Linked DNA regions of Homo sapiens: all the other regions are linked to region 1. A link is a loop called in an ENCODE intact Hi-C map of the cell type or tissue named here. Cell type or tissue: dorsolateral prefrontal cortex. All regions are shown on one strand. Each heading gives the region's core, and the rest is flanking DNA. Links, peaks and the distances in the headings are about the cores only. Region 1 overlaps SLC6A11 (solute carrier family 6 member 11). Region 2 holds the start of SLC6A1-AS1 (SLC6A1 antisense RNA 1). Region 3 overlaps ATG7 (autophagy related 7).

Evidence for each region. A loop is a pair of places that touch in the nucleus more often than their neighbours do. Peaks named below come from ENCODE experiments on the same cell type or tissue, not always from the same donor. Only the 100,000 strongest peaks of a DNase experiment are listed, where the experiment ranks them.
Region 2: it touches region 1 in a loop (6-fold over the local background); 5 of 110 quality-filtered maps call a loop at or near these places.
Region 3: it touches region 1 in a loop (5-fold over the local background); 24 of 110 quality-filtered maps call a loop at or near these places.

What each region holds. Positions count from the first base shown.
Region 1 is chr3:10,940,272-10,951,407 of GRCh38, reverse strand. SLC6A11 (solute carrier family 6 member 11) reads right to left here. Exons shown (of 14, transcript NM_014229.3): 14 at 10,694-11,136. Among named protein-coding and RNA genes, the nearest start is that of SLC6A1, 47 kb to the left of the region's middle. In dorsolateral prefrontal cortex, for the core only: CTCF peaks have their summits at 2,121, 5,341, 5,547 (motif pointing left), 9,154 (motif pointing right) and 1 weaker place; DNase peaks (open chromatin) are centred at 1,977, 5,537 and 9,146; H3K4me3 peaks cover 651 bases; H3K27ac peaks cover 3,400 bases.
Region 2 is chr3:11,016,284-11,025,874 of GRCh38, reverse strand. SLC6A1 (solute carrier family 6 member 1) reads right to left here. Exons shown (of 16, transcript NM_003042.4): 3 at 8,426-8,816; 4 at 7,901-8,032; 5 at 7,177-7,277; 6 at 5,553-5,662; 7 at 3,407-3,539; 8 at 292-426; 9 at 1-102. The coding sequence starts at 8,663. It overlaps SLC6A1-AS1 (SLC6A1 antisense RNA 1), which reads left to right and starts at 6,651. Exons shown (of 3, transcript NR_046647.1): 1 at 6,651-6,755. In dorsolateral prefrontal cortex, for the core only: CTCF peaks have their summits at 3,977 and 4,176 (motif pointing right); a DNase peak (open chromatin) is centred at 4,054; H3K27ac peaks cover 4,891 bases.
Region 3 is chr3:11,315,972-11,327,107 of GRCh38, reverse strand. The region is part of intron 9 of ATG7 (autophagy related 7); the gene reads right to left. Among named protein-coding and RNA genes, the nearest start is that of ATG7, 49 kb to the right of the region's middle. In dorsolateral prefrontal cortex, for the core only: no CTCF peak of the experiment used is centred there; no DNase peak of the experiment used is centred there; H3K27ac peaks cover 2,113 bases.

The DNA of each region.
Region 1 (11,136 bases), core at 1,363-9,362:
CAGAGCTCTGGAGCTCCTGCTGTTGCCAACAGGCCTTGGCTTAGGCTGCCTGGGATTCCAAGGACCCAGGCCAGGTCTCCGCTGCCCCCCTGACTCCCCCCATCACAGGAGGGCACGGCTCCCTAGTCCTAGAGAACCACAGGCTCTCCTAAGGAGGGAGAAGGATCCAGGGCTCAGACCCAAAGCAGCCATCTTCTCCATGATCTCCTGTCAGGCAGATATGCAGAATTAGATTGCATTTTCCCTATGCGGGGAGCTCAGTACCCCCGGAACAGCAGAGTTCGTCTCAGGATAGTTCCAGGAAGTGAGGGCTGAGCTCAGTCTAATGAATGGGCCAGAGTTAACTAGAAGAAGGGAGACAAGATCCTCTATCCAGGAAGGAAACACGGCAAGGCAGAGGCCCTCTGGTGGACAGGCGCAGAGTGGATTAAAATCTTAAGTCTGAGAGAAGACCAGGGAGTTAGTGGTGTAAAATGAGGCTGGAGAGGGAGAGGGGCCAGTCTCTGCAGAGCCTTGTAGGCCACTATGTAGGGTTTAATCTTAATACCTGCAGCAATAGGGAGCCATTGATGGTTTAAGCTGGGAATGGTCAGGGCTGGTGCCCAGATTTGCATTTCAAGATCATTCTATCTGCTGTGTAGAAAATGGACCAAAGTGGAGGGTGGGGGTGTGCACTGCGGCCACAGGGAGTCCCGGAAGGAGACCCCGGAAGTGGTCCAGGTGTGGGGGTGATGGGGCTTGGGCTGGGTGAGTGAGGAGGCAGCAGGGGTGCAGAGAGGCCCCTTTGAGAGTAAACAGGTAGATCTTACAATGATTGCAGTTGCACGAGGGAGTCTGGGACAGGATTGATTGATGTTTGGGTTTCTGGCTTGGGCGACAAGATGGCTTAACTCACCATCTTGCCAGGGAGGAGGCTTAACTCGCCAGGGAGGAGACTTTTCCCAAACCACTGTCCCTCTGGTGCCCACTGTTACCGGGAGAGTGTCTTAAAATACTGATTCCTGGGCCCGTCCCAGGCCTACTGATTCCAGACCTCTAAGGACATAGTTGAGAATCTGCATTTTTGAAATGTGCTTCCAGGAAAGTCCAAGAATCAGTCCATGACCAGGGGCACCCTATTTTACAGAGGAAGAAACAGGCCCCACCAGGAGAAGAGACTTTTCCAGGATCACACAGGATGAATGCAGTAAAAATAACCAGCATAAGATGTCTCATAAGCTGTTCCCACTCATAGTTTCCATTCAAACGGGCGCAAACCCCGAGCAGGCTATGGGGTGGTGGGAACACTGGCTTCTGCCTCACACGGAGCTTGGGTCAAATCCTGACATCACCATTCCCTCTTTGCGAGACGCGAGGCAAGTCACATTACCTCCGTTAACCTCAGGGTCCTCATCTGCAAAATGGGCACAAAATATGTGCTGAAAAGATGGTTGTGGGGTTTGCGTGGATGACGTGCCCAAGGCAAGTGTCAGATGCCCAGTGCAGCGAAGTCTAATTATTAAAGCTCCATCCCGCCCCTACCAAGGGTGGCCTCAAGTGCAGCCAGAGGCATGAATGGCATCTGTGAGTTTGTGTGTGTGTCTGCATGTGTGTGCATATGTGTGTCCAAGTGTGTGTGTGATGGGGTGTTTTGAAGAGCCACTTCCCCTGGCCACCGACCCGTCACAGTGTCTAAATGCCCACCATGAAAGCCACATTCCTCCACATGCTATTTTATTCCATACCCTTCTGAGCCCAGAAGGATTTTACAGAGGACGAAGTAGAGATCTGAGAGAGGGAAGGTCATCTGCCCAAAGGAAGAATGAGGACCCTAGCTCATGTGTGCTGCACCACTCGCCCGGTCTTCTGGTCTGGTGGCCCCTGGGTGACAGCAGGAGCCGTGGTGGGGGAGCAGGAGCATGTACTCCGCACACGGGGAGGGGGCTGGGCAAGGCGCCCGCCACAATCAAGGCGCAATCAGCGCTAATCAGCGTGTTCTTGAAATAGACCCAACTGGATGGGGGAAGCGAGCAGCCGCCTGGGTTTGTATAGCGGCAATCAGAGGGAGGCAATTTTAGATTCGAGGGAACAACAGCTCTTTGTCCATGCGCCCAGGGACTCTGCCGAGCTCTGCGGAGCCCACTGCGGCTTGGAGATAAAAACACCCCATCAGGCCTGCAGCTGCCCTGGCCCAGGAAGTGGGGCGTGGGAGCAATGGGTCCAGCTGCCTCCAGGGTGAAGTCCAAACTCTCTAGCATGGTGGCTGAGTACCTACTGTGTGCTGGGTGCATGTACACCTGCTTCTTTTGTGAGACGGGGGCTCTGTTTTGCAGGGGAGGAGATGGAGGCTCAGAGAGGAAGAGGTTTGCCCAAGGTCACTCAGCTGAGCTGGGATGGGAATCCAGTCTGTCTGGCTCCAAAGCTGTGTCCATTCCTTTCATGGGGGCCCATCAGGCCCTGGGAGGCACTGTTTTAGGTTAACGTAAGCCAACACCCTAATGGAACTCCCAGGTCTTGCAAAAATCTTGAGGCTCAGAGATTATTGGTTCCAATTTGCAGATGAGCAAAGGGAGGCTCAGAGAGGTGAAGAGACTTGCTCAAGGTCACCCAGATGGTGTAAGAGATAGAGCCATGATTCAGATCCACACCTTTGAGATGCCAGAGACCACGCTGAGCTATGAACTTCTTCAAAGGCCCAGCCTTTGCCGACCCTGGGGCCTCCTTCCTCTCCCTGCTGAACGATGCCTGGTTGTCATGCAGCTGGCCCTGGTGGTGGACATGGTGGGTTTTTGGTGAGCCAGCATCATCCCCCATCTGTTGGCCCCCTGATTTCCTTTTGGGGTGGTAACTCTCAGGCAGAAGGGAAGTTCCCTGACAGTGGTGGGCTCTGGCTCAGGTCTGCCATGAGTGCTAACAGGCATGAACCGCCCCACCACAGGGGTTGAGGGGAAGGCACGTTGGCGGAGAAGGCAGGGAAAGCTGGCCAGGAGGAGGCAACAGCAGTCCAGGGGATGATGGGAGGTCAAAGCAGTGGCTGGGGTGGAGGGAGTGAGTGGACTTGAGAGGTTTAAAGGAGGAAGAGCCAATGAGACTCACCGGTGGATTGAATGCGGGGAATGAGGAGGTTTTCTCGCTTGACAAGTTGGCCCCAAACCTCAGTCATCCTCAACTCCTCTCTCTGTCAATCCACCAGGAAACCCTGCTGGTTTACCTTCAAAATATACCCAGAATCAGATCCCGAATCCCCTTCTCTCTGGTACAGCCACCATCATCTCTTTCCTGGAGGACAACAGCCTCCTCCCTGGTCTCCATGCTTCCACCCAAGCCCCTGCCAGCAGCCCGAGGGGCCTTATTAAAACAGGAATCAGAGCAGGTCCCTTTCCTGCTGAGAACCCTCACTCATCCTCATTGCACATCTGCACTGGCCTCGGGGCTCTCTGTGATCTGCCCACCACTTCTCTGGCCTCCCCTTCCACCAGTGCCCTTTGCTCACTTTGCATCAGCAACCCTGGCCTCCTAGCTGCCTGGGAACACTGCAGATAAGCGCCCACCCAAGGGCCTTTGCACACACCGATCTCTGTGCCTGGATGCTCCTCTTGGGACAGCCACCGCCGCCCTCCTTCACCTTCCCCATGAGGCCTTCCCTGACCAGCCTGTTTAAAATTCCAACCTCCCCATTCTGACCCTTCCTATACCTCTTCCCTACCTTATTTTTAGCCAGATAATTTATCATCTTCTGTCACACTGCATAATTTTACTTTCCAAAATGTCCGTGTTCTTGTCTCCTCTGGCGAGAGTGCGAGCTCCCCGAGGGCAGGGCCATAGATGATGCTCCATCAATATTTGCCGAATAAAGGAAGTGGTTGGACAGCGGTGTCACTTACTGAGATAGGAAGGAATAGGCTGGGCGGGGGTAAGGATTGGAGGAGGTGAATTCAGTTGGGAAAATTGGGTTTGAGATGCTGAATGGATGTTCAAGAGGAGAGATCCAGAAGGCAGTCAGATATGTAAGTTCATATCTCAGTTTTCTCATCTGTAACCTGGGCTGATAATCCCAGCTCCCTCAACAGGGGAGTGTGGGGAGGGAGGTCTGATGAGTTAATAGAGGTGGCAGCACTTAGTTCATAGTCAGCCCTCACCAAGCATGGCTTCCTGGCTTGTTTGCTCCCTTCTTCCTTCAACAACCATGACGAGCTCCCAGAGACAAGCGGCAAGCTCAAGGCCCCTGGAATGCTGGCCCATAAATGTTACGGGGAGCTCTGTGGCCCGGAGGAGGGGTCCTGCTGCATCTGCCTCTTCCTTGGCTTCCCAGGGGAGGCTGGAGACAGGACTGAAGGCAGCTTACGTGGTGACGCCTCCTCTCCCCTCCCATCTCCCTCTGGCCACATCTTCCAGCCACAGGAGAATCATTGTTTCTTTCTCTGGAGCCTTCATTTATAACCAACCTCTTGATGGCAAGGAAAGGATTTTTAAAAATAGCTTTATTGATTCTGGTTTTTGGAATATAAAAGCAATAGATGTTCTTTGTTAAAAAAAAATTAGATGGTACAGAAAAAATAAAAGAAAAAGGAGAAAATAAAAATCAGCCCAAACCTTATCATTCAGAGATAATCACAATCGACATTTCCGTGTTCTGCCTCTCGTCTTTGTTCCGTGCAGGCACTCAGACATTTTTGTGTTTAAACGGGTTGGGGCAAGACTCCAGGATAGATGGAGCAAGATAGGGGCTTGGGGCATGGCCGGGAAGATGCCAAGTAGGGTGTGGCACAAGGGGCCTGTGTCATTGTAGGTACACAGAGCAAAACCCGCAGCCTGTCCCATGTGCCCGGTCACCTCTCCCACCTCACCACTATTTACACATTCACCCAATCCCACCCCCTGAAAGCTGCTGCAGAAATGCTTTCAATAATCACCTTTCCTGATCATGTGGGGCTTTATAAAACAAATGCCATATAGCCATGTTCTCATTTCATCCTCAGAATAACCAAAAAGAAAGTTCCTGTGATTAGTGCCACTTTACAGATGAGGAAACCGAGACTTGGAGAGGCAGCATGTCTTTTTTGAAGGCACACAGCGAATTCAGAGCTAGGGTGCAGGTCTCCTGACACCGGCTGGGGCCCTTCTGACCATGGACCCGAGGAAGGAGGCTCACTGGGAGAGCCATGTTCTCCCTGTGTGCCGGACGCTTGACACACACCATCATCTCATCTCATCCTCTCGGCACCCCTGAGTGGCTTATTCTGTCCACTTGTACAGAAGAGGACGTTGAAGTCAGAGAGGCAAAGTCACTTGCCCAAGGTCACACAGCAAAGGAGTGAGAGAGTTAAGAACCCTCACTTCTGGCTGTTAGGGTAGTGCTGCAAACGTGAGCTAGGGATGGGGCAGGGTGAGAAGGATGAATTGTGCGCGTTTGACAAGGGCAGCCTTTCTGTCCCCCATCTGGGCACCCAGAGTGAGACCTCTGGATCCTCTAGTCTCAACTGTGGGGTCCCAGCTCTAGTCCTGACCTCACTGGCCTGAGCCAGGACCACAGGGAGGGGGCTTGGGTTTAGCAGCAGCGCCACCTGGTGGCTGACTTGCTGCTAACAGAGCCTGGATCTGCCAGCCACAGGCCCCTCTGAGCCCAGGACTGGGATGGAGGGGTGGGGGTGGGGGAGAGTGGATAAGGGCAGGAAGGCTCAGGGCTCATTCTTCCCTGCTAGAGACCTGGGCCAAGCCAATAGTTGCCTGGTATAGAGGGAAAAAGCCAAGAATTCTGGGTTTGATCCACCTGGCTTTGAATTCCGGCACAGCCTGTGTGATGTTGGGCAAGTTCCTCCTTTTAGCTCTCCGAGCCTGTGTGCACATCTGTAAAATGAGAACAAATCACAGTTCCAGTGGTTGGTTTGAGGATTATGGAAAACACCCACCTCATCCGAGGTGCATGGTAGGTGCTCAATAAATAACACTTGCCTTCACTCTACACGGTCCTCTGCCCCTCTCTCCATCATCTGACCAGGGGCTCCCAGAGCTCAGGCCCAGATTCCTCTGTTAGGTTTCCCCTAAATCCTTTGCCTTTGGTGGGGGGCTGAGTTCCTGGCTCAGCCTGGGCTACAAGAGCCTCCTCACTTCAGGAATGGTTGGCTTTGAAAAGAACGGCAGAGAAAATTCCCAGGAGAATAAGAAAAGCCAAGTGTTGGCTAGACCCAGATGGGGGATCTGGCACACCCAGGTTGGGAATCTCAAGAAAACTCAGGCCTGTACAAGCCTAGGAAGATCAAGGTCAAAAAGTCCTTGTCCCATCATGTACCTGCCGGCCGCCTATCGTGGTCTGCGGAGTTCTGGCCTGGCTTTTCCATCTATGGCAGCTGGGCATCCGGCCCCTTTATTCGTGTTGGCTCCAGCTCCCCCATCTCTGCGCCCCGCTGTAAGAGCATTTCTGAGCTACCCTCCTCCCCTTTCCTCAAGGCTACATCCTGCATATTGCTCCCCCAGGCAGGGCCCCCCAAGGTGACCCCAAGTACTCCCTAGGACTCTGGATGACTAAAATACCCCCCAGTCATGACCAAGAGCCCTGATATTTTTTATAACTCTTGATGGCTCTCAGCACCTCTTAATGCTCCCCAATGAGCCTCCTTTTTTTTTTCAGTAGCCGTTATGACTCTCATATACTCCTGTCACTCCCAGTCTCTCGTAACTCCCAAATGGCTCCACATAATTCTACTGGGTCTCCAGGCCCTCTCCCCTTGCAACATCTCTTTCAGGTCTCTGGGGGTTCCCAGGTACTTCCAATGCCTCTCACTGGCTTTAACATCCCCTTGTCTTTATCAGTGAACTCTCATGGCCTTCTATCGTTTTCTGGGAAATTGTGAAGGTTTCCAGAGGTCCCTAGTGTCACCAAAGGCATTCCAAGGCCCCTGAAGACCCTCAGACCTTCCCCACATGGCCTCCACCACCATCCATAGCTTCTCTATGGCCTTGAGTAACCTCTCAATGCTGATGGCTGTGGTGACACTCAGTGGCTCCCAACAGTGCTGTGATGGTCAATTTCATGTGTCACCTTGACTGAGCTAAGGAATGTGCAGATAGCTGGTACACATTGTTCCTCGCGTCTCTGTGAGGGTGTTTCCGGAAGAAATTAGCAGTTGAATCAGTAGACCTAGTAAACAAGACCTGCCCTCACCAAGGCAGACAGGCGTCATCCAATCCTTTGAGGACCCAAGTACAACAAAAAGGTGAAGGGAAAATTTTTCTCTGCTTGAACTGGGACATCCATCTTCTCCTGCCATTGCACGTCAGTGCTCTTGGCTCTCAAACCTTTGGGTTTGGACTGGAACTACACTGTTGACTTTCCCGGGTCTCCATGTTGCTGATAGTAAATCATGGGACTTCTCAGCCTCCATAATTGCATGAGCCAATGCTTTATAATAAGTCTCTTTCTATATATTTTTATCCAATGTTTAGAGAAGTTTCTCTAGAGAAGCCTGACTACTACAGGTGGTCGGTGGAAAGTGCATGGGCCTTGGCGCCAGACACACCTGGGCTGTTACCCCGGCTCTACCACTTTCCAGCTCTGTGACCTTGGGTAGCTGAATCTACCTCTCTGAGCCTGTTTCCTCATTCCTGGTAGAATGTGAACACCATGCCAACTTACAAGGCAGTTGAGGGCAAGGTAATGCATAGGAAAGTGTCTGGTATGGTCTCCAGCACTGAGTAGGTCTTCAATGCCTATGTATTCCTTTTCCCATGGCTCCCCACTCTGGGGCAAGCTGGGCACTTGTTCATCCAAGCTCCTGTCCTGTGGGGGGACCAGCATCAGATGCCATTCCATGATAAGCATGGTGTTACCTGATCTTGCTCTGCCAGAGAGATTGGTGAAGATACATGAGGGGTTATAGAAAGTAGACTGGGGTGAAACCCTGTCTCTACAAAAAAAAAAAACAAAACTGGGCAGGGTGGCACACACCTGTTGTCCCAGCTACTCAGGAGGCTGAGGTGGGAGGATCACCTGAGCCCAGAAAGTGGAGGCTGCAGTGAATGGGGAGTACCCTGGTTCCCTGCTCTCCCAAAGCCTCTGTCATCACTCGGGATGTTCCCTCATCTCAAATGTCCTTCTCTGCCTAAGTCTTCCCATCCCCCAAGGTGCAACTCAAGTCCCACATCCTTGGTTAAGTGGCTGGGCACATGGGCCTTATTTAGATCCAGCAAACCTGGATCCAAACCCAGCTCCTCCACTTGCCAGGAGGTGTAATTTGTATCTCTTAGAGCACATTATTTACAGTTCTGAACTCTAGTTTTCTCCTATGAAAAATGGGATTAATGACAATTACCTCTTAGATTTGTTGTGAGGCTCTGATGAGGTAATGCAGGCACGACCCTGGAACGCAGCAGGTGCTCCATAAACAGTTCTTATTCCTGCCTGCAGTACTTCCCCAGCACTCAGTCCATGGCACATCCTGCCATATGGTTTCCTGTGAAGTGGCTCTGACACTTGAGCCACGCTGGATGCTCAGAGAGTGCTGCATGTGTTACTCTTTCCAGTATCCCTCACAAAGTGGGCATTATTTAAAAATGAGAGAGAAGTGGCCAGAGTTGGCAACAAAGGCTGACTTTTCTCCCTAATGGGTAATGAGGGGCCCAAGCTCATTTGCTTTTTAACGGCTTGAGATGGTGCAGGGGACTGATTATGAGATGGGAATACAGAGTTCTAGGGGAATCTTGGGCAAATCACATTCCCTCTCTGGGTCTCATTTCTTTGCCATTCTACCAGTGGCTAACCGAGGCCCAAGGAGTGGGCAGACTTGCTCACTGCCACACTGAAGAACTCTAACTGGCTGGAAGACGGCTAGGAACAGGAGGTCAGAATCAGAACAGCATCTCCCTGTGAACTTACTCCTGTCCAGAAGCGTATGGACACCTCTCCTCCTAAGAGTAGGAACACTCCAGGGAAGGGGCTGTTAGTCCTGAGTCCACACAAAGAATATGGTGGCTGCTCAGTAAAGGGCTGCTGAATGCATGAAAGAACTCAATTTTCCAAAGTTGGCCACTTTCAGCAGAATATGCCTGCTCTTTGGTGCCTGATCCCCTCCCCCATGGGAAATGCTGTTAGGCCTGAGGTAGCCTTGACTTCACTGCCAAAGCTCCTTTCCCCTTCTCTGGTTATTGGCAGTGTCTAGTAGAGGCAGCCTGCAGTGTCCCACTTGGCCAGCAGGGGTCACTAGCACACACTGCAGCCTGGAGGGGTCTAGTGCGTCAATTAATTCCTCATGCTATTAATTCTATAGGCTCAAGAGTCTGCAAATGAAGTTTCCTGGGAATGAGTGAAACTCATATTTCTGTGACTCAGCCTCCTCTTGCATATGACAGCTGCTTAATGCAAGACACTTTCAGACATGAGGAGGGAAGATGGCAGGGAACAGGTGACTGCAGCAATCCCTGTGGCTCTGTGAGGGTAGGAATTACTCAGGGACCCTGGCTGTGGATCACAGAGACTTTCTGAATTCCAGAAGTCTGTGGGATGCTTTCCTACGAGCAGATATTACCACCTCAGAGAGGATCAAAGGCCAAGACAGGGTCAGGTAGACTTGAGATCAGGGATTTCAAGCAAAAAGTTGACCAGACAGGAATGAGTAGACACTGCATAAGATGATCTTACTGTCATGAGCTGGCAGGACAAAACATGCCTGTGGTCTAGAGTAGCCATTTAGAAATATCAGACACAAATTTAGAGGCTTTAGTCTAAGTTCTAGGCAATACTACAAACACTTTTTGAGCTTAGGCATTATTTATTCAGGATAATAACTAGTGTGAATTCAGAACCTTACCATTCACACACAGAGCTCACGGGATCTTCATGATCCCGTGATGCCTGCATTACCTCATCAGAGTTAGACCCTGTATTTGAAACAGGAGCTATTATCCCCATTTTGGAGATGAGAAAACTGAGGCTGGCAAGGGCAGATCCTGGAGCCTAACTCAGGGCTGCATACTCCAAATCCTCATCTCTCTGTGCTCTGCCTTGCCTGCCTCAAACATGAGTGTCTGCCTACTAGGACACAAGCATAAGTTTTGTGGCAGCTATTTTCACCACTGTGAGGGGGCTGTTGCTTTATTTAGGCCTCATAGCACGAGAAACAATAAGGCATTGTGGTCAGGAGACAGGGCTTTTGGGTCAGACACACCTGAGTTCTCTTTCTGGTCCTGATGTTTACTAGCTGTGTTACCGTGGGCAAATTGCTTGACTTTTCTGTGCCGCAAAATCCCCTATCTGTAAGGAGGACGGAGAAGAGGCGGCTGGGGACAGAGAAGGGCCTTAGAAGAAAACCAGGCCCCACTGTGGCTCCTTCTCATGGGAGGCTGGAGGAAGGTCTTAGAACATAGATCCTGGCTGGGGTGGCTGCAAGAATAGATGGCTATCTGTAAAACAGGGGAAGTAATAAAGAAATAAAGCAATACATAAATAAAGTGGAGAAGTACCTACTTTACAGAGTTGTTGTAAGGATTAAAAAGACAACTTCTGTAAAGCATCTAGCACATACTAGGCAAATGGTAAATACATGAACCTAAAGAAGTCTGGGCTCCTAAAACACCACTGCTTTTGTTTCTAATTTGTAGTGCTGAGTTGAGACTGCAGCTTCCACACAGGGACCCAAGATGGTTTTGCAGGCATATCATGGAGGGAATAAAACCAGGACAAAAAACCCAACGAATACCACCTTGCTAGGAATAGCCACACTGATTGTTCATTTCTTTAATTTTTAAAAATGAGTAAGCAGACAATCTTGCACCCTTTGAATGCCCAATAAAAATGTTCATTATGCAAAACAGTACAACCTTTTTCATTTTTTAATAATACTGTAAATATCTCAGAAAGGATGTATTGTTTCTAATGAATATCAAAAAAGTCATCACAATGACATGTTCCCCTGCCCCCACATTGCCCTCCCCACCCCCAAAGTTACCCAAATACTAGTAGGAAATTACAAAAAACAAAAAGCAACAATCCACCCTCCGCCCTGCCCCATGAGTAGTGTTAAGTGAGTCAAGCGTTAGCCACATTACGACGTGTGTGTGTGTCGGCGATGGCGGACCACAGGGATCTGTGGAGAACCGGTAGCAGCAGCAATGGGAAGCCTCCTTGCCTGGGGCCTGCTGGGAAGACAGCAGCCGAGGATAAAC
Region 2 (9,591 bases), core at 1-8,000, 76 kb before region 1:
GTAGACATTGTTGTGGAAAGAGTTGTAGCTCCCGAGAGCGATCAGGGACCCCAGGCCCAGCCCGTATGAGAAGAAGATCTGGGTTGCCGCATCCAGCCACACCTATAGGCAGAATTATCAAAGACTGTCAAAAGTAATCACCATAGCCGCAGCTATCCAGGAACTTTTCCATGTGCCCACCAGCTCTCCCTGGCAACAAACCTGGTCTACAGTGAGGGTCAGAAAGATGCAAAAGCTTATCTCAAAGCTGCTAAGTGGTGGCTCAGAATCCGGGCTGGGAGGGGCACTCACCTCGGAGTCAGACAGCTTGCGGAAGTTGGGTGTGATGTAGAAGAGGATGCCCTCCTTGGCCCCGGGCAGCGTCACTCCACGGAAGAACAGGATGATCAGCATGATGTAGGGGTATGTGGCTGAAAAGTAGACCACCTGGGAGGAAAGTGGGTGACTGGTGACCCCTCCTCCTGTACACCCTTGCTTCCTCCTCCCCCATTTCCCCTACATCCGTATCTGTTGTGGCTCTGGGCTTGATTCCAGTTCTTCCGCCTCCAGGAAGCCTTCCCAGATCCTTGCTCTCCTTGGCCACTTATCTGAAGCTCCTCCTTGGAGTCTGAGCCAACCAGCTCACATTTGGTTTTTCCCTTCCCCTGTCCCCTCCTATTTTTTGACTTCTAAATTATCCAAGTATTGCATGTGGTGACAGGAAAACTTTTAAATTACATATGCACACACACACATAAAATGAAAGTTCCTTTAACCAGCACCTAGAATGTAAGTTATGTGGGGGGCAGGGCTTGTGTTGTTCACATCCCCATGTCTAGAACAGTCCACCGTATATAGTAGACACTCAAGAATTGTCTGACGAACACATAAATGCAGGGATGTTCCTACTTTAATGCTCCTCTGAAACTCTCCTTTGCAGATGCAATCACATTTTCTTACAAAATGAGGTTCAAATTAGGTACTTGCCTTTCCATGTAACATGTTTAGAGTTAAAAAAAACGCAGTACATACAGGTTTGTTTCCCATTTTGTTCACTAAACGTTGTTTTATTGCCTCATGAACAATTTGACGTTTTAATTGCACAAAACAGTCCCTCAGAAGGTCCTACCATTCTCTTTTAAGCTTCCCCACTGCTATGCATTCAGGTTACCTCCAATTTTATGTGACTCTAAATAACACCAAATTAAACACCCCTGTATATAAATCTTCAGCTACAAAATTATTATACCACTCTTGGGAAAAATTTTTAGAGGTGGAACTACTGAATTAAAAGGAATAAATTCATCACAGGCTTTTGATCCATATTACCTTGTTGCTTTCGAGAAATGGAACTTCACCTGGCATTACAGAGAGTGCCTTTCTGTCACAAGGCCAGCACTAGGTATCATCATTTAAACAATTATTTTTTGCCAAACTGATGATCATTGTCTAAAATTGCATTTCTTTGCTCACTAGTATGGAAGAGCAATGTTCAAGTTTGATGACCTTTGTATCTCAGAGTCTAATGTGAGCCTGTTTCCCGGTCAGCATGGACAGTTCACTGGCTTAGCTTCACCTCCCTGACTTGACCCCGAGATTCTGCAGGATTAAGGAAGGCAGCCACAATCCAAGAGAAAACCCATTGTACTTGGAGCTAGGAAAAGGGAATTCAAACTCATCTGTGTCACCCACAAGCTGCGTAACTTAGGGTCAATGTTGTATTTTCTCTTAGCTTCACTTTCTCTTGTCTGGAATCAGGCACAGTCACACCTACTGCTCAGAAAGGTCAGTCACATCAGGACATGCCGCAGGCTTATTATATGTCACCTTGGTCTCGTACTTCCCTGTGCCTTCCGTGTTCAGCATGAAGCCAGGCACATAGTAGGTATTCAATAAATGCTTGTGGATGGATTGGTTGACATCCTCAATATATGCAGTGAGGGGGCCCTACTCTCTGTCCCCAAGAAGTGGCCAGTCTCCTAATGTAGCACGAACTCTAATTACCACTCCAAAATGATTATAATTGATACTATGTATTGAGTGCTTACTATGTGTAAGGCATATGCTAAGCATTCTACTCATCTCCCTCAGTCTTTGGGACAACCCTGTAAGGTACTGTTATTGTGACCATTGAACAGATGAGGGGACTGAGGCTCAGAGAGATGAAATGGCTTGCTCAAGTGCACACAGCTAGAAGCTCAGGGACTGAGACTCAAACCCTTCCAAAGCCCATAAGCCCTATACTTTTCTGCTCCTGAAATTTAGACTGGGAGATACTTGTGCCCTCCTCCGGCGTCCCTAGTCCTAGGAATGGATCAGAGATACTTTTACACCAGCCTTGGATTTGAGAACCCAGTGGGTCCAGAAGTTCCCACTAGATGAAACTAGGGTAGCTTTTCATCAGCTCTGCCCTGCCCAAGTGTGGAATTTGTTAAGGTTCTGCTTGGTTCATTTCTACTACTGCTTCTAGAACCTTGCATTCACTTCTTGGGTAGTTCTGACCTTCCTGCCTCCCATCTTATTCAGTACAAATCCCTTCTCTGCCCTTGACTTGCCATAAGATCTGAGACAACACACTTGTCCTCCGGGTTCCCTTCAGGTCAGGGCCAGTGAGAGACTGCCATCTTCTGCCCCCAGGCTCCTGGGGTAGGGCTTGAAAGGGAGAAAAGGTGGAGTAAGGCCAGTTTTCCACCTCCCGGGTGTCCCTGGGCTAGACATCCCAGCTTGGCATTTGCTCTGCACTTGCTGAGAATAAAAACAAGAGTAATAACAACTCTCCTTGCTGGGTGCTGAGCGCTTGACAAAAGCACCATCTCATCTGATTATCATAATAAACCAACAGATAAGTATAATTATTAGCCCCGTTTTACAGAGAAGGAAACTGAGTTCCAGGGAGGCAAAGTGACTTGCCTGAGCTCACAGCTAGTAAATGGTGAGGTTGGGATCTTAACTCATGGACTGCTTAATACAGAGCCTGAATCTAACCATTAACCTATTCATCTCTGTTGTTCCTCAAGGGTCAGGATGTGAAGCTGTCATCTCTGGAGTTTCTGCACCTAGAACAAGGTTTGGTGCAGAGCAGATGCTCTGGAAAAGTTTGTTCAACAGTCCAGGAGCAACATTTGCCCTCTGTTTTGAGATGACTCTGTTAGGCCCAGTGGAATCCCATGGGACTCACTGTGAGCTTCGCACTGTGCTGCGTACTTGACTTGCACTATTTCCTTTTATCCTCACAACTGCCCCAGAAGGTAAGGTAATGTTATTATTCCCATTTCACAGTAAAAGAAACGGACACACCGAGTGTTGAAGGGACCTGCTTAATTCAAGGTTGGATGGGACTCTTGGGAGTTGTGGGCAGAGCTTCCTTTGTAGACCTGTTCCTCTATCCAGTGCCCTCCTGTCCCCACTGTGCACATATATCCCTTACCTTTCCAGTCCAGCCAACACCCTTCCAGATACAGAAATACACAAGGATCCAGGCGATGGCCAGCGTGATGGCCAGTGGCCAGCGGATCTGACCTGGCTTATCCAGCCCGTCCGTCATCTGATGCATGTTGCGCCTGGTCAAACAGTGGAGGGAGGAGAAAGTTACACAGAGCTGGTGGGAGCCGGAGTGACCCAGGGGTGCCCAGGGCATGGCCACAGATGATATCCCCGCCCTAGAACTGTGCTGACACCGTCATCACCGTGATTCAAGAGGTAGCTGGGGACTGTGAGGCCCATTATACTAATCAGTAGAAAGTGCTGTTTGGTCAAGAGATCAAAGAGAACAGGACCTGCCAGGGCCTTAGTCAGCCACCACTACTGCTCATCTGGATGGCCCAGTGGCCTCCTAGTGGGACCCTGCCTTCAGTTTTGCTCTATCCCCTCTCCAGCCCCAGAGAGCCTTCTAAATTGCAAGTCTGATCATGTCACTCCTCTGCTTACTGCGATGAATAGCACCCGCTTGTTCTCAGAATGAAGCCCAAACTCCCTGGCCAGCCTTTCAAGGCCCTTGCATCTCTCTCTCCTCTCAGCACTCACTGCAGCTGTTTGCCGGTGCCTGGCCTGACCTCATCTGCCTCCCAGCCTTCACACTGTTTCTCTCCAGCACCTGCCTGCCCTGCAGTTTTCTCTTCTAGATGCCACTCCCGACCTGGGGTGGTCCAGGGGACTCCCTGAGGTCCCCGCAGCCCAGCTGCCTGGGCTTCCCTCCTCTCCGCATTGGCCGCCTGGTGGTGCCATTGCCTGTCTGCATGTCCGTGCCTGTCATCAGTTGGCACATAGTAGGAGATCAAGAAGTGTTTACTGAATAAATGGTTGAATGAAAAGTCCGAACGTGCCTGAGAGCAGCATGCGGGAGATGCCAGAAAGCAGAACCCACCAGAGCAGAATTTGATTTTTATTTGTAAAGAAACAGTGTAACCATGGACATTGGCCATGAAGAGATCAGGCAACTCTGATTCTGACAGTGCCTGAGAACAGCTCCTCCTGGGAGCTTATCCAAGGTGCTCTGAGACCTTCTAGACTGCTCCCGGATCCTTCTGAGCTGTCCAGCATGGATGCTTCCTTCATGCCAGAGAGATTTGGGCCCCAGCACCTCATTGTGTCACATCAGTGACCCCCGACACACATCTCTACAAGGTACTCCCCTGAAGATACAATCAGCACGGCCTTCACTATGGCCAGAGTGTGTGTGCATGTTTATTCCGAGTGACTCTAGGTTCGTAAGTAGATCAGGCTGGTTTTCAGGATGAATCAGGATGTGGTCAACCTCTCCAGGTGATTCTAATTGGCTATGCTGGTTATTCCCCTCCGTTTGCCTCTCTGATCCACTCTTCCCCTTGACCACTCTGTGCCAGGCCCCAGGATGCTGACGACTATGGCCACATTATCTGGTCCCCTGCCCTCTGGCTTCTAGCTGGGTTTGACCATTGGGAGGAGCTGGCAGGAGATTAGAGGCAGAGATGTTGGGGAATGTATTCTTCCTGCTGGACCTTGGCTTTGTGAGTAGCTGGGTTTTGCTATCAAAGGTCAGAGTTTGTGTGTCTCATGGCTCTATCTGTGGTCCAACTCTTTTTGGGGAGAAAAGGTCTTCAGCATCCCTTGTGGCTGCCTTAGCCCTGCCACAACTCTGCAAGTATAGTCATGTGTCACTTAACAACAGGGATATGTTCTGAGAAATGCGTTCTTAAGCAATTTTGTTGTTGTGTGCATATCATAGCGTGTACTTGCACAAACCTAGATGGTCTAGCCTGCTACACTCCTATGCCATACGGTGTGGCCTATTGCTCCTAGACTACAAACCTGTACAGCACATGACTGTACTGAATATTGTACGCAACTGTAACACAATGCATTTCGGTACTAGACATGTCTAGACGTAGAAAAGGTAAAGTAAAAATATGGTATTATAATCTTATGGGACCATCGTTGCATATGTGGTCCACTGATGACCAAAATGTCATGATGTGACACATGACTGTAGCCCCTTTATCCACCTCTTCTGTTACCCCTCCGAGGGGCCTCTGTCTCCTGCCGGGCTCTGGCTGACATGCCCCGTCCCTGCCATCCCCTGATGGCCCCATACTCACTCCCAGAACTCCACCACAGCGCTGGTCATGTTGGTAGTGTTGACCATGCTGTAGTTGGAGAAGCAGCGGTCTGTGTTCCAGGGGTTGTCGCACTGTTTCCACGGCAGTGTCTGCAAGGACACAGTCATGAGGACGCATCCTGCTGGGCTCCCAGGGGCTGGCATGAGTGGTCCCAGTGCACCCTGCCCACCCTCATGGTCCCCAAGCCTCCTCACACCTCCCCTTCGCAGCAGCTCTGGGAGGCAAGTAGCATTATGATCCCCATTTGACAGATCAGAGAGGGACAGTGACTTGCTTGAGAATGCACAGCTACTAAGTGCCAGAGCTGAGATTTGAACCTCAACCTGTTCACTGTGAGAACAGCCTTCCAAGCTGCAGCCGGGGCTACTTCCCCACCATGTGACCTTGGGCAAGAGACCTTGCCCATCTAACTCTCACTGCAACGACACCAGCAAACACTTACAGGGCTTGTTCTCTGCCAGGCGCAGTTCTAAGTTCCTTACACATATCTGCTCCTTAATCCTCACAAGAACCCTATGAGGTGGGTTTCACTTTTTGTTTTCTTTCATTTTTTAATTTTGATAAAATACACACAACATTTACCATCTTAACTATTGGTGCCTGTACAATTTAGAAGCATTAAGTATACCCATAATGTAGCTCCCTGAACCCTGCCACACCTCTGCAAATACAGTCATGTGTCACTTAACAATGGGAGTACATTGTGAGAAATGTATTGCCTAACATTGTCAGCATCCAGCTCCAGAACTTTTTTCATTTTGCAAAACTGCAACTCCACCCACTAAACAACAACTCCTCATCCCCCTACCCACAACCCCTGGCAACCATCATTCTACTTTCTGTCTCTATAAATTTGATTACTCTAGGGAACTCATATAAGCAAGATCAAACACTATTTGTATTTTTGTGACCGGCTTATTTCACTTGACATAATATCCTCAAGGTCCATCCATGTTGATGCATGCGTCAGAATTTCCTTCCTTTTAAGGCTGAATTACATTCCATTGTATGTATAGACCACATTTTGCTTACCAATTCATTTATCAGTGAACGCTTGGCTTGCTTCCACCTTTTGCCTACTGTGAATAGTGCTGCTGTGAACAGGAGTGTACAAATATCTCTTTGAGAGCTGCTTGTAATTCTTCAGGTATCTACTCAGAAGCAGAATTGCTGGATCATATGGTAATTCTATGTTTAATTTTTTGAGGAACTGGGGCAGGTTCTAATTTTATTTCCATTTTATAAATGAGGGCACTGAGACTCAGAGAGGTTAAGTCTCTTTTCTGAAGTTGCACAGCTGGTATATAGTAGAGTCAGGATTTGAACCCAGGCTGTCTGTGTCCATATAAAATGTGCTAACAATACGCACTTTAGAGGGGTGTCATGAGGATTGGATGTGAGCCTGCAAGGAGTGCCTGTCTCACAGGAGATGCTAAATTTGTGAGGCTATGGCTGTTGTGGGGAGACCAAGGCCCACAAAAGACAAACCAAGTTCCCCACTCCTGGAGGAATGGCCTTGTCAGCAGAGTGGTGGCCGTGGTGGGCCAAGGGTGGGCTCTGGGTGTGGCTTCTGCTGGATGGGGTGGTCAAAGGGACCACTCACCGTGGTGAAGGAGTTGTACAGGTAGTAAATGGCCCAGGAGATGATGACGATGTAGTAGATGTTCAGCCAGAATGATAGCACAGCAGCCGCAAGGCCCACGCCTGGGAGCGGAACACAGACACGCGTCCATTTAATACGGAATTAACATGAACTGTCGTGGCATGTTCCATGACCTCTACAATCTTATTGATCTCGGAGACAGGCATTACTGAGGACACTGAGGCTAAGAGAGAGGCAGTGACTTGCTGAAGGTCATGTACATCTGACAAGCCAGGGGGCCAGGACTCATGTCTGGGGCCCAGTGCAGACTGGTGGCAGGCAGGGCTGGGGTCTCAGCTTGCCGGACGAGGTGAGGCCCAGGCCCTCGGTCAGTGAGCATGACTCACCATGTATCTACCTGGGTGCCTGTCAGGCACTGAGCACGAGGCAAAGAAAGTCACACCCAGCCCTTGCAGAGGAAATAGATGGGCTAACAGGACAGAGCAGGCTGATGTGCGGGGGACTCTGGATTGGGCCTCTCCACCTCCACCTCCCTAGCTTCTGACCAGCACTGTCATCTGCCACCTGGCCCCTTGCAACAGCCCTCACTCTGCTCAGATATGCACCTGGTGGATGGATATGTGATGTCAGCCCTGGTCTGGGTAGACAGCTCGCTCTCTCCAGAGGGCAAGAGGTGTGTGTGGGCAGGGGCACCACCACCCAGGTCCCTGATCTGCAGACTTACCCTTGAACATAGGAGCCAGCTTCCATACCCCTAGCCCCCCGATGGAGGTGTACTGGCCCAGGGAGCACTCCAGCAGGAAGAGTGGGACCCCCGCAAAGATGAGTGTCAGGAAATAGGGGATCAGGAAGGCTCCTGCAGGTAAAGAAGACAGAGCTCGTGGCCCCAAGACTTTCAAGACCCGCCCTGGTAGAGGGAGTGTCGTGGGTCTGGGTCCCCATCCAGTATTTCTTTATACCTGCCTCAAAAGCAGGACCCACAGCCAACCACAGGCCCAAGGAAAGCCATATGTGAAATACATCCCATTTTTTGCAGGTGAATAGATGAATTTCTTGGTATCATTAACAGAGGACAATTGTCCTTCAGGAATCTTTTGATAAAGGGACAAGAAACAAGAAATGGGGCCTGGTGCTCCCTCTGGAGTCTTTAGGGGGGCTTTTCTCCTACAGTTGCCCCAGAAAAATGCCTAAGCAGGATCCTTTTTGCAGGGTCCAGACCCAGCCAGGAGGTCCCCGGGCCAGCACCTACCCCCACCATTTTTCCCGCAGAGATAGGGGAACCTCCAGACGTTGCCCAGGCCGATGGCATAGCCCACACAGGACATGAGGAAGTCGAAGCGGCCCTTCCACGTGTCCCGGTCGGGGAGGTCTGCCGCCTTCTTCTGCACCTTGACCACCAAGGTTTTGGGCTTGTCATTGGCCACAGGGGCCTCGCTGACCTCGGTGGAGATCTGCCCGTCGGCCACCTTGCTGCCGTTGGTCGCCATGTCTCGGAATTTGGACGCAGGGGTCCTGGCAGATGGACGTGCGATGTCACCCCCGGTCCACGTGGACAGCAGTTTTGCGGCTCAAGGGCACCCTAGGAGGACGGGGTGGGTAACAGGCACAGAAAGAGAGTAGGACCTTGGAGTTGCCTCACCCTAAAATGACAAAAACAAAATAACCCATAAACAAGCTAGGGGCTTGAAAAGGCTCTCTATAAGCCCTCTTCCTCTCACCCGCCCTTGCTCCTGGAGGAAGGAAGGTGACTTTTGTTTCCAAAGACACAGCGATGTTTCCTGGCCTAGCTTCAACTCTGGCCATCTGTGTCCAACCCTCTGTTGTATGTCCTGCTCAGAGGAGAAATCTGAGGCCACCAAACTTCCAACAGGAAATGTTAAGTACTTAATCATAAAATCTTTAACTTTGCCTCCAAGGATGCAATTGGGAGCCTTGTCACACTCTGCGGCCATACTAGCCATCGCCAGGGTGAGCAAGAAAGAAGCTCCACCTGTGGCTGAATGGGGAGAAAGGTGTCCCCACTACGGAGGTGTCTGGGTGAAGACGACAGAGCCTAGGAGTTACGACCTCTGATCACAGTCCACTTTACCACATTTTTTTTTTTTTGAGATGGAGTCTTGCTCTGTTGCCCAGGCTGGAGTGCAGTGGTGCCATCTCAGCTCACTGCAAGCTCTGCCTCCCGGGTTCATGCCATTCTCCTGCCTCAGCCTCCCGAGTAGCTGGGACTACAGGTGCCCACCACCACGCCCAGCTAATTTTTTTTTTGTATTTTTAGTAGAGACGGGGTTTCACCATGGTCTCGATCTCCTGACCTCGTGATCCACCCGCCTCCGCCTCCGCCTCCCAAAGTGCTGGGATTACAGGCGTGAGCCAGCCACTGCACCCTGCCCCGACTTTACCACTTTTGAGCTGTGT
Region 3 (11,136 bases), core at 1,228-9,227, 380 kb before region 1:
TTTCTCCAGGCTTCAATACACGGACTCCCCCTCTGCAAAGATCTTGAGCAGGGATCCTGGGAGGCAGCTAGAGCAGGAAAAGTGATGCCTGACTGACGCAGACCTGAAGCTTCCATACAAAACTGTGATGCAGCATCTCAGCAAGTTCCTTTTCCTTCCTTCTTTCCTTTCTCAACATTACAGGGTCTCATGGCATTTTAACCCTGGGATTCTCCTAGGTGAGAATGTGAAAGTAAGATTTAAAAAAAGAGGGCTTCGGATGAGAAGTGAGAGAACTCTGAGAACAAGATTTCCAGTCCAGGGCTTCCACCGAATTAAGAAGTTGTCTTCCTTGAGCTCTTCTGGTCCATGTGGCCACCCCACCTGCTACTCTTCCATCAGGGACATCTTTTTATTTTGCTCCCCTCTGCCAATCATGACAGATAGCGTCTGCCACACAACTACATTTATTTAGCAATCGTCGCTTCAACTTCACATTGCTTTTATTCATAAAAAGCATTTACAACTCTAGGCCGGGTGCAGTGGCTCACGCCTGTAATCCCAGCACTCTGGAAGGCAGAGGCGGGTGGATCACAAGGTCAGGAGATCAAGACCATCCTGGCTAACACAGTGAAACCCCATCTCTACTAAAAATACAAAAAATTAGCCGGGCATGATGGCGGGCACCTGTAGTCCCAGCTACTCGGGAGACTGAGGCAGGAGAATGGTGTGAACCCGGGAGGTGGAGGTTGCAGTGAGCCAAGATCGGGCCACTGCACTCCAGCCTGGGTGACAAAGCAAGACTCTGTCTCAAAAACAAAACAACAACAACAAAAAAAAAACAGCATTTACAACTCTATCAAGTGTAAAAAGGGGGAGAAGGGAGAAACTAGCATTTCTACTTCCAAAACATTGAAACAGCTTACAATTAGAAAATGGCCTGATGTAGTGAAAAACTCACTTGCTTAACAGTAAGCAGGTATGTGTTTTAATTCTGCAGCTAACTGATCCTAAGACATTGGGGGAAGTTCCTTTCTCTCCTGCAAGATGAAGGGGTTGAACCTTTCATCTCAAAGGATTTCTTCAGGCTCCAGAATCATAGAACTTTAGAGAATGTTTAAGAAGAAAATACCCTATAGGTCACAAAACAACACAGACTATATCAAAGCTCAATCTTACAGAGTATCTAAAGGGTATTCAAACCAGCAAAGGAAAAACAACAACAAAAAACACACAAAGGCTATTAAATGGGTTACTTAGGAAGAACCTAGGCAGTATCAATCTAGAAAATGCCGTTCCTACAGAGACACTGAGTTACAATTTGCAAATGACTTCATAAACCTGGGCCCTTAATCAAACATTCTGGATCACTTGCTCTTGTGTAACCTTTAGCAATTTACTTAACTTCTCTATGCCTTAATTTTCTCATCTATAGGATAAAATTTTTTTTTTTTTTTGAGATGTAGTTTCGCCCCTGTTGCCCAGGCTGGAATGCAATGGCACGATCTCAGCTCACCATAACCTCCACCTCCTGGGTTCAAGCAATTCTCCTGCCTCAGCCTCCCGAGTAGCTGGGATTACAGGCATGCGCCACCACACCCGGCTAATTTTGTATTTTTAGTAGAGACAGAATTTCACCATGTTGGTCAGGCTGGTCACGAACTCCGGACCTCAGGTGATCTGCCCACCTTGGCCTCCCAAAGTGCTGTGATTACAGGCGTGAGCCACCACGCCTGGCCTATAGGATAATTCTTAACTGCACTTAGCACAGAAACTGAGAATGAGGCCAGCGCTTAACAAATAGTAACAACAAAAGCAACATAAATACACTGTCTTGCAGTAACTTCATTGACCTCTTTGTTCAGTCCAATCCACCACCATGACAGTCATGCTTAACGATGGGGATGCACTCTGAAAAATGCATCGTTAGGCAATTTCACCGTCATACCAACATCACAGAGTGTTCTTACACAAACCTAGATTGTATAGCCTACTACACCACACCTGGGCTACCTGGTATAGCTTGTTGTTCCTAGGCTAGAAACCTGGAGAGCATGTGACCATACTTAATACTGTAGGTAACTGTAACACAATGGTATTTGTGTATCTGAACAAATCTAAACACATAGAAGGTATAGTAAAAATACAGTATTATAATCTTATGGAACCACTGCCGTATATGTGGTCCATTGTTGACTGAAACATCATGTGGCATGTGACTGTACATAGTTAGCTGTCTTCAGTTTCAAGGTTATTTTTTCTTAACTGGCAAAGAAAAGAAAGGGATAAGTTCTAGTCTATCAAATATTCTCGGGGTCTAGGCTTTATCATGTGCAAATGTAGAGTTGGAACTAAATGATATCTAAATTATATAAACTAGAATATTATGTTAGATGCTACAAGTGGATGCTTAATTTCAAAGAATAAGCATATTTCTTACCCTAAGGACAAAGGCAATGGGGTAGAATAGTGAAAAAAAAATCTTTTTTTGAGCAGAAAAGACTAGGAATAAGTTTCTTAGAGCAACCTGACCTAACATGGGCTATAGAGAGCAGGAATGATCTGCTAAGGAGGAAAATCTACCACTTACCCATAAAAGCAGGTCAGCTTGAAAATGGTTTAAGGTAACTTTCCTACCCATATGAGGCATAAGTGCAGAAGGCAGGCGTCGAATAGGAAAATGACAAAATCCATTTAACACTAAGCTGAACATCATTTAATCTTTCTTTGATGATTCAAAAGTGACCCCAAAATCTTTAAGTGCTTTAGGAATCAACTCAGAATCTATCTTAATCATTGGAGGAATGATTAGTTGGCACAATGCTAGGTAAGCCAGCTTATACTACGGTTAAACAGAATTTTTTAAAAAATATTTTTCATAAATAATCACTGACTAGGAGTTCTGGTTTTAGAACTGGCTTTGCCACAAATTAATTGTGCGAACTTGGGCAAATCACTTCCTTTTGTAATACAAATCAGCAGAAAGAAGCTCAACGTAACTGAAGAAAAACTTTGTTTAGAAGCTTTATGAAATAAATGTTCCTTTCTACTTGGCTGAGAGCATACAATTCATTGAAATGATTCAGTCATGATCAGTCTGCCAAGCAATTTGCTGAAAAAGTACACTGTGAGAAAGAAAAGAGGGCAAAATTGCCAACTTGCTTGTCTTCAGCAAGAACATTTTCCACAATGATCCCATAAAACATGCTAATCTAACAAATGGCTGTCTTTAGAACTCAAACACTTGATATAACAGGAAATGCACAAAGGAGATTACACGTTTTTAAAGTATGGGGGAAAAAACTGAAATACCTAATGCACTTCAAAGTCACAGACAGCTGCCAAGATGCGGAGAGATCACTAAGTGAAGAAAGAGCCCAACTAACAGCATATAAATTGTTGCTCCTTGGCTATTGCTCTTGTCCACAGATTTTAAAGCCCTAGAATTAAAGGCTAATGTTGTTGAAATTACACAACATTTCCCAAACATTCAATCTTCAATAACTGCTCTGAATGAAGTAGAAGAGTCAAGTAACCTTCCCCAAAAGATTGGTAATGGGACAATGTTATGAGCTATTTTTAATGTAATCACAAGAACTGGCCTGAAAGATGGTGATCTGTTGTAGCAATGGAGTGCGACTGTGGAATCCACATTTCATTGAGAGAAGAACTTAAGGCCCATTTTCAACCTAACACATGTGTACAATACTACAACATCTGATCCTGGTAAGGGTACACAGCTGGTAGGAGGGAAGCTGGCAGGGTCTTGGGGAAACATTTATGATAAGCAGTGTTGTGCTGGAGTTGGCCCATACAGGCTTTTCTGGGAGCCAACTGTTAATGTCTCTTTTCAATTCGGCATTCCAGGACTTCACACTGGTAGCCTGCAATTGGCCATGGTGGTAGTACTGGTACCATACAAGTAAGAAAACACTACAAAAACAGGACTATTCCTACCTCACAAGAGCTGGCTGTTAAACATTTACCAGCACACCACTGATTATGAACCTTAACATGTTCTAACTTTTTTTTTTGACAGTTTCATTCTGTTGCCCAGGCTAGAGTGCAGTGGCACGATCACAGTTCACTGCAGACTCAAATTCCTGGGCTCAAGGAATCTTCCTGCCTCAGCCTTCAGAGTATCTTGGACTACAAGTGTGTGCCACCACACCTAGCTAATTTTTAAATTTTTTGTAGAGACAGAGCCCTGCTATGTTGCCCATGCTGGTCTTGAACTCCTGGCCTCAAACAATCCTCTCACCTAGGTCTCCCAGAGTGCTGGGATTACAGGCGTGAGCCACCACGCTCAGCCTCAAACTCTGTAACGCAGTAATTCCGCATCTAGACATCTTTTCTATGGAAATAATTAAAACTACAGGGGATAAGGAGAGGAAAAAGAGGAAAAATTTGATGCACAAAGCAGTCCTAATAGTGAAAAAATTATGAGAAATATAAATGTCAAAACCTTGGTAAAAATACTATCATACATCCATTAAAAAGGATGTTGTGTAGAATATAATACTATTATGCTAAAATGCTACAATAAAACAAAATACTGTACAATCTTAGTTTTAAAAAATGCACAGGATTAAAAGGAAATATACAAAAAGTTTGTATATTAAAAAAACCTAAAAATGTAAAAGAATAGCTGAAAACCTTTGCGACATTTTAAAAACAGAGATATATAGCTGGAAGTAAAACTAATGAATGGAACCTCACCTAGTACAGTTCATTTATTTGCCAGTATTTCCAAAATGGTCATAAAATGGTCACAAAGCATTTTTCAAACTGCAGGTGGTGAGCTATTTGCGATTCTTAAATCATTTACTGGGTCACAACTAGAATTTTTCAAAAAGATAAAACAGAAAAAGGAAAGCATTATTTTGCAAAAGTCTTGTTTTGTTATGTGTATGTGTGGGTGCAGATTCAAAGACATGTATTGGGTTATAACAGGTATTTTTAACTATAAATGACAAAGAACTCCAGCATTAAGCAATCACAGTAACAACCATACATCACCCAAGAAGTGAGATGAAACCAATCACAGGCGCATTTGCTTTTGAGCTTTCATTTAAAGACAATACCATCAGTGAACTGGTAAAACTTTCTTGGATGTCCCGGGGGCTGCTGAACTGGCAACCCTGCCAATCTCAGGAGGGGCTTCTCTTATGCCTTCCTTTGGTAAAGGCAGAGTTGGCTGTGTGACTCGGGACCTTAAAACTCCATTTTTATGGAATAGCTGGAAACTGGGGTTAATCAAAGAAAATTTTCCTTTGAAAATGAAAACTGAAAAACATTCTAAGAAAATATAGTGGGAACAATTAGAACATGTGAGTGAAACTTAATGATTCTTAGTTCTCACAGCCACCTACAAGGAAGGGGGTGTTGTTACTGTATGCTTATACACACTGAGGAAACTGAGGCTCAGAGGGTTCGACCCATTAAGCTGTTGGGAACTGAAGTCTGGCCTTCCTACTCTACCCCAACACATTGTGAGCTGAGCAGAAAAAAAATGGCTGCTTCCTTTTTCACTATAGGAAGCATTCTCACTGTAGGAGGTAAGATCATTCACATTTGAAGAGGCTTCCATTCCCTAGTCTCTTTTCCATTCATCTCATCTGTAAAATGCAGACAACACTTCTCACTTTGCAGGGCATGTAAGGATAAGTGATAACATGTATGAGTGACCAGCTGCATGCTGGTCACGGTCAAAACTGAGACCATGGCAGTCCCAGCTGTTGGTGGCTGGCAATGTGTCCTCTTCAGGGGCAGGTACCCACTCTCTCATAGTCAGCCAAGGCTTCACACACAAGTGAACAGTACCTCCACATGCAAAGCTCCCACTCTGACTTGGAACAAAGAGGACTCATTCACCTCCTGACCTTAACAATCCATAGGCTCCCCACTAGGCAGGCTAACTCCTGTCTTTTCCTTCATCTTCCTCCAAGCATGTCAGCACTCTGTGCGTCTCTGACATTAGACGCAGAACTGTGTGCACATGTGGATTTTTCTAGGGTGAGGATCCATTACTTCCAAAACATTCCCAGACATTACGCATCTGCACCCTACTCCAAATTAAGAACCCCTGCTCTGAATCAGCCATGCAGATCATATACCTCCCCTGTATTCTGTCTCCTGTCACGCCAGTAACCATGTGTGTAACTCATTAGACATAAATTGAGGTGTACAGACAATTTGGGAAAGTCTTTGTAAAATACGTGGCCTTAACCAGACAACAGAATGCTCACATTAAAGAGAACACTTACAATGAACTAATAATAAGAGCTACCCTCTACTCACTGAAGGCCTACTGTGTGCCAGGCACTGACCCAGGTGCTTCCCATGAGCAATCTCCAGTCTTCACAACTCATTTATGCATGAATTCATCCTTCCATTGCATTTTACACACCAGGCATGATGCCATGGGATGCAGACACAATGGTGGGAAATCAAAGATAGGGTACCTGTCCTGGTAGAGCTTACATTTAAATGGGAGAAAAATATATTAATCAAAGATCACTCAAGAAAATGTAAAATTATGGACCAGGTGTGGTGGTTCACGCCTGTAATCCCAGCACTTTGGGAGGCTGTGGTGGGTGGATCACCTGAGGTCAGGAGTACGAGACTGGCCCGGCCAACATGGCGAAACCCCATCTCTACTAAAGATAAAAAAATTAGCCAGGTGTGGTGGCGTATGCCTGTAATCTCAGCTACTCAGGAGGCTGAGGCAGGAGGAATCACTTGGACCCAGGAGGCGGAGGTTGCAGTGAGCCAACATCATGCCATTGTACTCCAGCCTGGGCAACAAAGAGTGAAACTCCATCTCAAAAAAAAAAAAGAAGAAGGGATGCACAGTGCTATGAGAGCTCGCAACAGAAGGAATAAACCTTTTTATAGAGGTCAGGGAAGGTTTCCTTGAAAGAGTGAGCACTTAACGGAGCAAAGGGGAGGTAGGGGGAGGGAGGGGTAGAAGTAAAGAAAAGAGAGAGAAGAGAGTTCCAGGCAAAAGGTGCATGCAAAAGCCCTGTGGCAGGGAACACGGAATGACTTGGGGCTGGATGCCCACAGGGGCCAGGCCACACAGACTCTTGTAGGCCGTATTAAAGAATTTAGCCCCTACTCTTAGAGCACAGGGAAGAAGACATTCAGGTGTTTCATTATGATAGGGACACGATCAGATCTGCTTTTCTAAGGAAAACTGTGGGGATGATATGGGAATGAACTGGAGAGGCCCACAGTAGATACAAGGAGGCTTGTTAGGAAGCTGCTGCAGTATAGCAGAGATTGAGGTGGTGGCAGAAGAAACGCAAGGTGGTAGGCTGAGAGACATTCAGGACATGAAATCCACAAGACACAGGGGTGGTAGGGGGAAGACAGCTGTCCGGTAGGATAACCAGATTTCTGGCTTGTGTGACTGGATAGAAGCAGCATCATTCTGAGCCAATGAAGCCAGAAAAGGACCAGCCTTGGGGCAAAGATTGTAAGGTGCAGAAGGAGGCAAGCAGGTGGCTGGATAATATGGCCCGGGGTCCAGAGGGAGGTTCAGGCCGGTGAGAGAAAATTGAATTACTTGGGAGGAAATGGTTTCTGGAGTTGTAGGCACAATGAGATAACCCAGAAGAGAAACAGGTTGAAGAGAGAAACTCAGAGGGATTCCAACATTTCTCCATCCTACACATGAGGACACAGGGCTCAAAGAGCAGCAGTGACTTTTCAGGGAACAAAGTGCTGGTAGGAGGAGGAGGGGGCAGAATCAAGTAAAACATGAAGCCAGAACACAAGTGCAGGATTTCATACTGAAAAGAATGCCTATTTTTGAAAAAAGAGGGTGAAAACCTTCAAGGAAATGTCGTGGCTCGAAGGGAAACTGGAATCATGCTAAAGAGAGTGAACAAGGTTAATGCAATAAAAGCAAGAACCACTGAAAATGATGTCTAGAAATTATTTCTCTAGGGTTCGGCCCTGCCCCCGGCAAAAGCCTTCTTTAATTTTCATACCAGTCCACAATTCTCTCTCTTTCCTCTCAGCATTCTCACATCATGTGTCTCTTAAGTGTCCAGCATTGCACTAAATGTTGAGGACGCAGAGTGGGGACAAACAAGATTCTGTGCTAAAGTTGCTCACAGGCTGGGGATATGGGGCAGGCAGAAAAGCAAATCAACAATTACTTTGGAGACTAGTCAGTGCTAGGAAGGAGGCTGCTACCAGAACACAGAAGAGAGAAATGAAATGGCGCAAGCAATCAGCCAGTGCTTCCTGGGGTAATGAATCAGAAAGGTAGGTGAGGCAGCAGCCAGGTGACAGAAGGGAGACAGAGAGATGTCTGCAGGCAGAGAGATGGGGGAAGCTGCGGCATTTGGAGGGCACAGGGGTAGCCAGAGCACAGGATGTATCTTGGGAAATATTAAATGAGGCTAGTGGTGGACAGGAACTGGAACTGAAGAGACCTCAAACGCCAAGCTAAGTAGTTTTAACGTTATCCCGAAGTCAACAGGAACCTTAGAAGGGTTTTAAGTAGAAGAGTTACATGATCAAATTTACACGTTAGAAAATGCACTTGGACAGCAGTGTGGAGGGGAGACAGGAACATTCAGGGCCACAGGTAGGAAAGGCAGCATGAAGGCTATAAAACTCCTATGAGGCCATCATGCTCTAAGGCTTCTGGTGATCTTTCCTAGAATAAGATAAGGCATAGAAGACCAACCAAAGTATCACCCGTATCAATTCTCTGAACTTATCTTCCATTACTTGAATTTCTCCTTAATTTTCCACAGGTCAATGTCTGATCTCCTCTAGAAGACCTTAGGTGGTGTGAGAACAAGTACAACTGTATCTCAAAATTTCTGGCCCATAAGGAGGTGTTCATCACGTGTGCTGAGTAATTCCAGGCTTTCCTGAGATACCACCCTAACCAAGTGAAGGATAGTGTGCCTGAATCCGACAAGCAGACAGGCAGTTAGTCTCAGGGACAGGTTTCTGGTGAATCCCTCAGAGCACTTCAGAGGAGACCCCAGAGATTTGTTGTCTTTCAAAATATACTGCTGTTGAAACATAAAGGAAGTGGATACATATTGAGCATCTACCATGTGCTCAGCATTTTATTCACATTATCATGTTTAATCCTCACAAAACCTTATAAGGAGGTGGCATTACCACCATTTAACAGATAAACTAATACAAAGAAAAGTTATGCAGTTTCCCCAAGGTCAAGGGAATGGTAGAAAGGCCATAGGCTTGTGGCCGGGCACAGTGGCTCACGCCTGTAATCCCAGCACTTTGGGAGGGCGAGGCGGGAGGATCACGAGGTCAGGAGTTTGAGACTAGCCTGGCCAATATGGTGAAACCCCATCTCTACTAAAAATACAAAAATTAGCTGGGCATGATGGTGCGCACCTGTAGTCCCAGCTGCTTGGGAGGCTGAGGCAGGAGAATCACTTGAAGCCAGGAGGCGGAGGTTGCAGTGAGCCGAGATCGTGCCACTGTACTTCAGCCTGGGCGACAGAGCAAGACTCTGCCTCAAAAACAAAAAAAAAAAAAAAAAAAAGAAAGAAAGAAAGGGCATAGGCTTCGGAATCAGACAATGTGGTCGTGTGACTTTGAGTCTCAAACAGAAAATGCAGATACTAATTAACTAACCACAGGTAGTAACTAACGCTTGTTTCACAGACTTATCATAAAAAGATCAAGTATGTGAAAGTCCCTTTTAAATTAATTGTAAAGCACTGTTCAAACTGTTATTATTTTGGCAGAGCTGCACTTTGGGGAGGACCACTTATTTACCACATACAACCTGACCTACGGTCGCTTCCAAACACAGGCCATTTAATCCTGCCTGCTATGACAAGAGGACTTCACACTAGATTGGACTTTAAATTATTAACGGTCTTATTGCTATACTAATTTAGCTGTGGTTCTGTGAAATCACCTGGGGGAAAGAATTTTAATAAAAATTCAATCTTCAGTCCTCAATTTAAAAAGGGCTTCCTCTGGGCCAGGAGTGGTGGCTCACGCCTGTAATCTCAGCACTTTGGGAGGCCGAGGTGGGCGGATCACAAGGCCAGGAGATCAAGACCATCCTGGCTAACACGGTGAAACCCCATCTCTAATAAAAATACAACAAAAAAGGGGAGGTGGGCTTCCTCTGAAAAATAAAATGTAAATGTAGTTGATTTTAAAATGTGCTTTTAAAAAAAAAAGTCATCCTAAGTTCAGGCTAAAGAATAACCAGACCGTCAGTTAAAGGCTTTCCTTTTTTCAGCTCTGATATATTCACATGGCTATGGAGATGATTCCATTTGATTTCAGAACTTCATAACACTCATAATCTTTGATATTTTTAATTCATAGTCTCCTGTATGGCTAAGACAACTTCCTATATATCTGATCACTTCTAAAAGACATTTACGGTACTCTTTCATTCACTCAAAAGAATTTTATTGAGGGCCTCAGACAAGTACTAGACACTATGCAGACACAAATTCATAAGACTTGGGCCCTGCCCTCTTGGAGCTTACAGTCTAATATGGCACAAAAAGAAACTTGTACAAGGTACTGGACCTGCAAATGAGGATCAGGGAATAAATGCAGTGACTTCAGATAGGGATAGATCATATATGGCCACACCATGATAATGCTTCACAGTGGAGATAGAATTTCAATAAGACAGAGAGAATTTCTTAGGGTTTTCACAAGTAGAACATGTTTTAGGAAGATGATACAACACGAGGAAAAACAAAGATACAAAAAAAGTTTTAGATGTATCTGACGGGAAGGGGATGGAGATTCTGGAGAAAAATAGATAAGATTAGCTGGAGCAATGCTTTATGAGGAAAATAATGGAAGATAAGGCAGGAAAGGCAGCTTGGAGCCAGAAGGAAGACACCATTATGCTCTTGGTCAATGAATGATACACTAAATGTGGGTAGTTCAAGGGAGATTCTTCTACAGTAGTGTTGCACAACATGGAAACAAGATTCTAAGTGTCCAGGAGTGTGATATGAGGGGCCTGAACTACAGGGTAGTTCTGGGAATAAAAATTAAAACATAGAGGGTAAAATACATCAGGAGGGAAAACGGAAATAACTTTAGCACTAATAGAGAGTAAGGTATTGGCTGGGCACAGTGGCTCACACCTATAATCCCAGCAGTTTGGGAGGC